3 separate regions of the Mus musculus genome follow, and regions 1 and 2 are each linked to region 3. A link is a contact called in ENCODE POLR2A ChIA-PET data. All regions are on one chromosome and are shown on one strand. The core of a region is the stretch at or near the end of the contact, and the rest is flanking DNA. Distances in the headings are between cores, read along the strand shown. Region 1 holds the start of Srr (serine racemase). Region 2 holds the start of Sgsm2 (small G protein signaling modulator 2). Region 3 holds the start of Mnt (max binding protein).

Region 1 (2,700 bases), core at 121-2,620, 95 kb before region 3:
GGAGAGACTACTAAAAATACCTACTAAACAGTTCATAAGTGACAGGAACTAGTGAGAATATTATCCAGTACTCAAGTTATATAAAATCCTAGTACAGAATTATAATGTATATACAAATGCAAACAAGCTGGTAGCCAAGTATTTATACACCTGCATCTATACCCACTTTTGTTTGGGGGATGGGGTGGGGGCGAAACTAAAATTTTAGGTTTCTGACTTGAAAGTTGGGTATGGTGGCATATGCATATAATTCCAGCACTCTGAAGGCTTCAGTCAGGAAAAGTATCCAAACTCAAGGCCAGGTTGGGTTACACAGTAAATTCAAGGCCAGTATTGGCTACAAGGTGAGACTTTGTCTCAAAAGAAAAACAAACACAAAATAAAAGATACTGCTGCCTTGGCAAAAGTTTAGCTTCTCCACCAAATGTGAACCAAGATAAAGCCGTTTAACCTCAGCACCCTGAGTAAACTTTTAAACTTAGTTTTGGGGCGGAGCCAGGAGAGGTGGTGACTACTATTTTCCAGAGGAGAGAGAGAAAACAGCCTGGTTAATCCAATTCAGTTGGCCAATAAAAACCAACCTCACAAATTCTAGCCACAATCCTAGAGAAGGTATCTTCTGTAACTGTCATCCTAAGCAACACTGGCTAATGAAGGAGACCAGACACCAAAATATTTCTCGCGCTTTTCTGATGCGAATGGAGACTGGCAAATTAAGCATTCTCTCTGATCACAACTGCTCCCACACACGCCAAGACCAAAACAAAACCGAGTCAGCTCTCTGAGGTCCTGGATCCCTCCAGTGGCCTAGCACTAGAAACCAGCCTTGGGGGGTGGGGGGGGGGGGTAAGTTCAGCAAAGGAAGTCCTAGCCTGTTAAGCCTTTCTCCTCAATTTCCCCAGCTCCTCCTCTCCGACGCGGAACGGAGGACTACGGAAAGGTACACATACACAGACTATTCTTTTGGGAACAATACGTCTCGGGGCCTCTACCGGACCCTAGCACCCAAGCCAGTTCGTGTCTCCTCCGGACTGGAACTCAGGCGCTGGCGTGAGAGGGTTAGGGCACCGGAGAACAACCACGGCGCCGCGCCGAGCAAGAGGGCGGAGGCTGAAACTCGCGCTTGGGCTCTGCCCCGAGGGCCCGAGGGAGCGGAGCGACAGCCTCGCTGTCTCCCAGGGGCCGCCGCAGGCCCGGGCGCACTGTTGGGGAAGGGGCGGGGGTTCGGAGCGCCGCGGACGGGGCGGGGAGGAGGCAGAGGAGAGGGAGGCGGGGCGGGCAGGCCCGGCCCAGCAGCTGGGCGGCGCAACTCACCTCTGCTCCCGGCCTGCGGAGCCAGAGTGGCCAGGATCCCTCGCAGTTCCGATGCGGAGATCCGCACACGCTCCAACCCCTCCGCCATCTTCGCGGCGGCTGCTACAGCTGCGGCGACTCGGCCACCGCCGCGCGCAGCCAGGAAACCACGACGGACGGGCGGCGCGCGCTCACCCACTCCCACCCTTTTCCCCGCCCCCCTCCTGCCTGCCCTCCCCAAACGACGGTGGCCGCACTGGGAGCAAAAGCATTCAGCACGTTCAACTAGGGCCTTGCCGGAGCGGGCGAATCGGCCGCGGAGACGGCGTGTGCGCGTGCGCAGAGGTGTAAAGCTAGGACGGTCCGCCGAGGCTCGGAGGTGGAGGCGCAGCGCTCTGGAGGCGAGGTGAGGCGCAGCCAGGTGTGACTCGCCCATGTCAGGTGGGCATTCGGGTCTAGGGATGCCAGTATTGCTGCGGTGACCACCGAGGACACTGCTTTTGATCTGGGGCTCGGATTGACGGAGACATCCTACAACCCGGCCTCCTCCGATCATTTTAGGCCGAAGTCTCCTTACCGTAGGCCTGGATTGTGGAGTTTAAATATCTTTTATTATTATCCCCATTACTGGTAAACGGAATCTCAGAGAGTGGAAGAAGTAAATTGCTCCGTGTATCGTTTGATTGTACCAGAGTACTAAAGTCTATGACAGTTCATCCCTAAGACTTGCTGGAGGTCGTTGTGTGGAGGTAAAAAAAGAAGGAAATTATTCGATCTGGGAATTACTGTTAGCATTGAGAATTTTTTAAAATTACTTTTTTAGTACTCAAGTCAATTCTCCCATCTTTACATCTTTAAATTTTTACTGATGCTGGTAAAAATAGCTCATTCTTATATTCACGGTACTTCAAAGGCTGTGGTGGGAGCATTGCAAGTTCAAGCCTGGGCAACATAGCACATTTGAGGCTAATCAAGGCAACATATTAGAAGACCTTGTCCCCCAAAAAGGAAGCAAAAAGTTAATTAGACTAGAAGATGGGTACTTTAAGCTCATTGACCATTAACTCCTATTAGAAACGGTGGGGTGGAGAAACTTCCTATCCAAAGACTGCCTTTCTCCAGTCTTTCCTTCTTCCCTGTCTCACACAGTCATTGACCCTTTAGACCTCAAAAAGTAATAACCAGTTATGCCTTGATCATAGTATAAAATATTTGATAGTACTCATACAGTTCCTGTTATGTGACAGATATTTCACCATCAAAAGAGAAAAATGCCGGGCGCACGCCTTTAATCCCGCACTGGGGGAGGAGGGGCCGGCAGAGGCAGGCGGATTTCTGAGTTCGAGGCCATCCTGGTCTACAAAGTGAGTTCCAGGACAGCCAGGGCTATACAGAAAAACCCTGTCT
Region 2 (2,700 bases), core at 30-2,529, 66 kb before region 3:
TCTCCTCTCAGTCAAATCAACCAACAAGAACCTTCCTGCGCCGCTTAAGAGCCTTGGGCAAGGGTCCCAAGTCTAGTCTCGGTGTGGGCACGGGTACCGGCTAAGCAGCCCCTCTCCCTCCTGTCTACTCACCTTTGCTGTCCCGTTGTGCGGACCCACCGCCGTGATGCCGCCCGCCTTTATGAGCTTTATTCTGCTGCTTCAGCGGCCCGGAGCGGTGAGCCGCCATTCTGCAGTCCACGTGTGCACCAAGTGAACTCTACTTCCGGGCGGACCCGAGCGTTTCCGGCCCTGGGGACGGACTTCAGGCTTAGCACTTCCGCGACCTCTCGCGAGGTTTTTTGCCGCCAGCCTGCAAGCGCAGCGCCCTGAGTGTCCGCAGAGACGTCGTGGTGCCTTTTCCCACGCTGCAGTCCTCTGCTGAGAGATGGAGGATGCCGGCAGGAGTCTCCCGGCTCCGGCTCTGGATTAGGAGGTCAATTTTGCGCCCATCTTTCCATTTTTGCACGCTTCAGTTGCATCACGTGGGAAGAAATAAAAGTCTTTTCACGTAGACTATTGCACGCCGCTCTCTGCGGTCCCAGTGAACTGTACAAAGGGGTGACATTTGTACCTGAGTGGCCTTTCCTTTCCTCTATTACTCTAATTTCCAACGCGAAGCACTTAGAAGGGGCTCGTGTCACCGGCTCTGGAATGTCTCTTATTCCAACTCGCGCCCCCCTCTTCCCACAAATCTGCAAGATGAACCAAAGCGGATGTCGGCGACCCGGAGGAGGGCGAAGACTTCCCCTTGCGCTCGGGCACCTGTTCTTAGGAGCTCACAGTCGGGTCCTTGCTTTCCTCCTGCAAGCTTTGCGACTGAGCTGCAAGTAATATATGAACACTCCACAGGATCCGGAGGAGTGACAGGACCAGGTTCGAACCACAGTGACGCAGAGCCGAGACCCTGGCTCCGTATAGCTCCTCTCCCAGGGGCCAGAAGTCGGGAGCGGTCACGGTGGTTGAGGTTTGCCCAGACACAAGCACATTCCCAAAGTCCGCCCGCTGCGCGGCGCAGGCCGGAGCGGCTGACTTCCCAGCGCTCACAATGCGGGTTCGCGCCCTCGGGGCGGGAGCCGGCCAGTCGCCATGACAACCGTCCCTGCGGCGCGCGCCCGGCCCCGACGCCCCCAGGCGTCCGCACCCGCCCTTGACCCCCCCCCCCACCTCCCCAGTTGCGGCGCACACACCCCCTCCCTGCCGGCAGTGGGAAGGGGCCGGGCCTGCTGCCTGACGTCTGCGGGGCTCGGAAGATGGCTGCGGAGCTGAGCACCGGGCAGTGGCTGCGGCGGCTGCAGGCGGGGAGCGCAGCGGGCGGGGACTCCGCCTCGCGTGTGGGGCGCTGAGTCGGGAGGCGCGGAGGCGGTGAGGGCGCACCGGGGGCTCGGGGGGCCACTCGGTGCCACCTGCCCGCCACCTGCCGCACCATGGGCAGCGCAGAGGACGCGGTCAAAGAAAAGCTGCTGTGGAACGTGAAGAAGGAGGTACGGTCCGGGGCAAGGTCTCAAGGGGCTCGCACCCCTCCCGCGCTGGCTCGGGAGCAGAGAGGTGGAGGCACCCACGCGCGCGGCTGCCAGCCCACCGTGCCAGGCGGGGGCGGGGTCCTGGGCGGGCCGCGCCCCACGCCCCTCTCTGCATGTCCCGGGCAGCGCCCTCGGCCAGGGTCAGGCTTGCGCCCTGGGGCTTGTTTGCTCCACGGTGCTCCCGTTCCCCGCCCAGTGACGGCAGCAGCGCGGGGAGACCGCGATCGGGGGAGGGGTGGCGGCGATTGCTGGAGAACCCGAGTTGCCCATTCATTGCGGGTACTGCCCGGGGAGGGGGCGGGGTCCCCACGGGCCTCCTGGAGGCTGCGAGCCACAGTTCCAGGGGCTTCGCCCTCGGGTGTCCAACACACCGCCCTCTTGTGTTCCCCTGGCAAGTGAGTCGTGGCTAGCAGAGGGTTCGCTGCACACCTCACCGTTTCTCCCTCCACGCCCACCTCCTTACCCAGGAACTCGGGTATTTTTAAGAATGGTTTTTAAGACTCAGATTATTTTTGCCCTTTTGAGGGAAATCCTTCAGAAACAAGAGTTTCTCTCCACTAATTCCCTTTACCTTGACGCTGCTTAGAAGCTCATTTCAATTTCGGGGGTTGGGAGGGGGGGGCTGCTCATACGAATGACTCACCAGCTTGTGAAAGAGCCTGCAGTGTAGATGAGATGAGTGAGGCCTCCCTCCTCAGCCTGCCTCTCTAGCTGGGTCTACCAGGTGTGAACTATGGAAGGCAAAAACAAAACAAAACAAAACAAAAAACCTGTCTGCTTGTTCACTGTTTTGTTTCCAGAGCCTGGCACACTGGTAGGCACTCTAATAAATATAGCTGCTGATCCTGGAAACTGAGGTTTGGTGAGATAGTCTTGAGTTGTCCAGACTTACTTGAGCTTTACTTGTGAACTTGAGTAAAGTTACTTAAACTCAAGTCTTGGTTTCCTAGTTTCTTTTTAAAATAGGATAATACTGTTTCTCTCACATACATAAATGTATCATATTTTTTCATGCACCCTTGGAGTTTGACGGTGGTTTGAGAAGACTCTGGACTCTCTGCATTAACCCTGACCTGGCTCGTGTGCCCTAACTGTTCCCTTCCTTCTTGACATCACCTTTCCAGCTTGCATGAACAGC
Region 3 (2,700 bases), core at 182-2,681:
TGAGGAGGGGCCGGGCCGCACAGTCCCCAGCGGGAGTGTCCCCCGTGCACGTGGTCGGGGGCGGGGCCTGACTACGTCAGCAGTCCGGGTAACCAACGGGCTTGGGACGCAGGCACACGCAACATTCCAGCCAAGAGCGGGTTTGAAACGCGCAGACACGCCACATTCCACACCGGCTAAAGCAGGGCAAGGCAGGGGGGCCTAGGGCTGCCCCCAGCGACCCGCGGGACACTCACATGCACCCAATCAGCGCAGCTCTCAGCCAAAGCTAGACGTGCGACCCAGCCCAGCTCTGGGAGGCGGGGTCAGGCGGGGCTGGCCAGGATCATAAGACACGCGATGTCATTTCATTCTGCAAAGGCCGCCTCCGCCCCAAGCAGCGCGTAGATCTGCCGGGAGCGCTCCCCGCACCCTCCAGCCCAGGCCAGGGAATCCGAAGAGCAGCTCGGCGTAGAGTATTCCCCACCCCCACTCAGTTACGCACACGCCCACTCGTGTGCTGTACAAACACACCCGTGTACAGGTCCGTTCATCCGCTCTTCCCCGGTTCCCATCACACATCATCTTGGTGCTCACACGCAAGCACACGCGGGTCTGCCACCCCCACACATCAACATCCCTCTCCCCATCCCCCGGTTCACACATCCTCAATGGTAGCGAGGGCGCCGCCCGCCCACAACTAAGGGGCCCCCCACTGAAGGTGTACGGGGGTGCCAGTCAGCTAGGGTGGTACCCGCAGAAACTGGGTCCTTCTTTGCATGTTAATGAATTCATTAATTATTTTCAACGTTCGCATCACTCCTCCCGGACGGCAGCTCTTGCGGGGAGTTTGTGCCCGGCTTTTTAGGTCGCGCCATAGAGGGGCCTCCCTGCGATTTCCAGTGGGTTCAGGGATCGGGGTCACTGGCCTCCCCTTCTGCCCAGTGCCCCAGGGGCCCAGCCGGGCCGCTCACCACGTGCTCTCTGTTGTTGCTGCGCTTGCCATTCCAGGAAGCGGGCCGCCTCCAGTAGCGTCTCTATGCTCATCGCGGCGAGAGCAGCCGGGGGCGCGCCGGGGCCGAGGCTGCGGCCCGCGAGCCAAGCACAGGTCAGGCTGGCGGGCCGGCAGGAGGGAGGGATCACCTCCGGGGGGCGACAGGGCTGGGCGGCGCAGCGCACTCCTCAGAAAAGAACGGGGGAGCACGGGGAGAAAAATCAATGTCTCCCAAAATATTTGCAAAATAAAAATTTGCAAATTAAAAAAATTTTGATGCAAAAAATAAAAAAGGCGGCACTGCCTTCTTCCTTCCTTCTTCCTCTTCCTCCCTTCCGATGCCTCCCGCCCCGCGGCCCCCGGAGTCCCGCCGACAAGAAAGGGCTTTGCAACAAGATGGCGAGGAGGCACCGACACACACAACAAGGGAAGGAGCCGCGCTGCCCCCGGCCGCCGCCCCCGCTACTACACCGGGGCCGCAGCCAAAGCCCGGACCGGAGCCCCCGCCCGCAGGGCCGCGGCGTCTCACTGAGGGCGGGGCCGCGCCAGGGATGGCCCCGCCCACCGCGCGCGCACACGTGGCTTGGGTGGGGGTGAGAAGATGGAACCAGGCTTCCTCGCTGTTTCCGCTTTCCCTACTTGCCCCTCCTCTCCGTGGCCAGCCACAAGTTAAACGGGGTTTGCGTGCTTAGGGCATTCACGGCGGGATCTGCCTTGCTGAGAGAATGGGAAGCCCAAGGCTTCGGTTAGCTGAGACAGCGGTGACACAGGTCAGGGAGACCTATAGTCTGACCCCTAGGTCTCTTCGCCCCACGTAGACACGACCTAAATCCCGCAGCCGTCCGGTCTGTCGCAATTCCCCCCGGGATCCGCCCCTGGGCGGAGCTGACAGCAGGCTGCTAGAGTCCTGACAGAGGGACGGGAGAGCTGATCCCGTTCCGGATTTTGTCTCTGTTCCTCCCCCCGCAGTGCGTTCGCATCCTATTAGGCTACATCACCAGGCCGCCCGCCAATGGGCGGGCAGGACAACACGGCATGGAGCAGCTCCACATGGACACCCCGCGCCGCCAGCCTTCGGTTTAAAGGGACAGTGTCTACAGGGTCGTATTAGCGGGTGCGGATAGGGCCACCGGGTGACGGAAGGGTGAGACACCTACAGGGGAATTCCGCAGTCCATCCCCTGCTTTACATTACCCTCCCATTCAAAACCAGGGCTTACTTCCCTTCTCCTAAATTCTTTGTCCACCGGTTTCTGATATGGGTGGGGACTAAAAGTGTGCCACTCTAGAGGGCACCTCGTTGTTGGGCCCCGGCACCAGTAATCAAAAGGAGAAGCGTCCAAAGCCCAGGCCGAGGAGGCGTGGCCTAAATCAGGAACAACAACGTGGAGGGCGGAAGCCGCGCGCTACCCTAGCGGCCCGCTGGGCGCGGGGCGGGGTCGCTCACTGTGTTGGGTTGGAACCGCGCACTCTCCTAAGCTCGCCAGTCAGTCTTTATCTTGGCTGCAGGGCTTAGGACTGTCCCTAGGTACAGTCAGAAAGATCTTTGAAGTCAGCTTGCCCAAATCATTGCACTTTGCAGGTAAGAAAACTGAGGCCCAAGTGAAGGGACTACTCCAACTGCTCCTTGTTCATTGAGCAACTCGTAGTCTAGTCAGACCTCTCTCAACCGCCAGCTGCCTCTTACCACCTCGGGTCCTCGCAAAAGTGAAGAACTATCAAACTGCA

Evidence for each region. ChIA-PET counts read pairs that join two places held with the same protein, here RNA polymerase II (POLR2A).
Region 1: POLR2A ChIA-PET joins it to region 3 with 18 read pairs in embryonic stem cell. The contact joins the promoter of Srr here to the promoter of Mnt in region 3. POLR2A ChIA-PET finds 5 or more read pairs at or near these places in 3 of 5 experiments (Patski and embryonic stem cell).
Region 2: POLR2A ChIA-PET joins it to region 3 with 37 read pairs in Patski. The contact joins the promoter of Sgsm2 here to the promoter of Mnt in region 3. POLR2A ChIA-PET finds 5 or more read pairs at or near these places in 4 of 5 experiments (Patski and embryonic stem cell).

What each region holds. Positions count from the first base shown.
Region 1 is chr11:74,924,618-74,927,317 of GRCm38, reverse strand. It overlaps Srr (serine racemase), which reads left to right and starts at 1,370. Exons shown (of 9, transcript NM_013761.5): 1 at 1,370-1,699. Smg6 (Smg-6 homolog, nonsense mediated mRNA decay factor (C. elegans)) reads right to left here and starts at 1,464. Exons shown (of 19, transcript NM_001002764.2): 1 at 1,315-1,464. The coding sequence starts at 1,402.
Region 2 is chr11:74,895,648-74,898,347 of GRCm38, reverse strand. Sgsm2 (small G protein signaling modulator 2) reads left to right here and starts at 1,279. Exons shown (of 23, transcript NM_197943.3): 1 at 1,279-1,523. The coding sequence starts at 1,467. Tsr1 (TSR1 20S rRNA accumulation) reads right to left here and starts at 268. Exons shown (of 15, transcript NM_177325.3): 1 at 133-268. The coding sequence starts at 229.
Region 3 is chr11:74,829,655-74,832,354 of GRCm38, reverse strand. It overlaps Mnt (max binding protein), which reads right to left and starts at 1,431. Exons shown (of 6, transcript NM_010813.3): 1 at 954-1,431. The coding sequence starts at 1,026.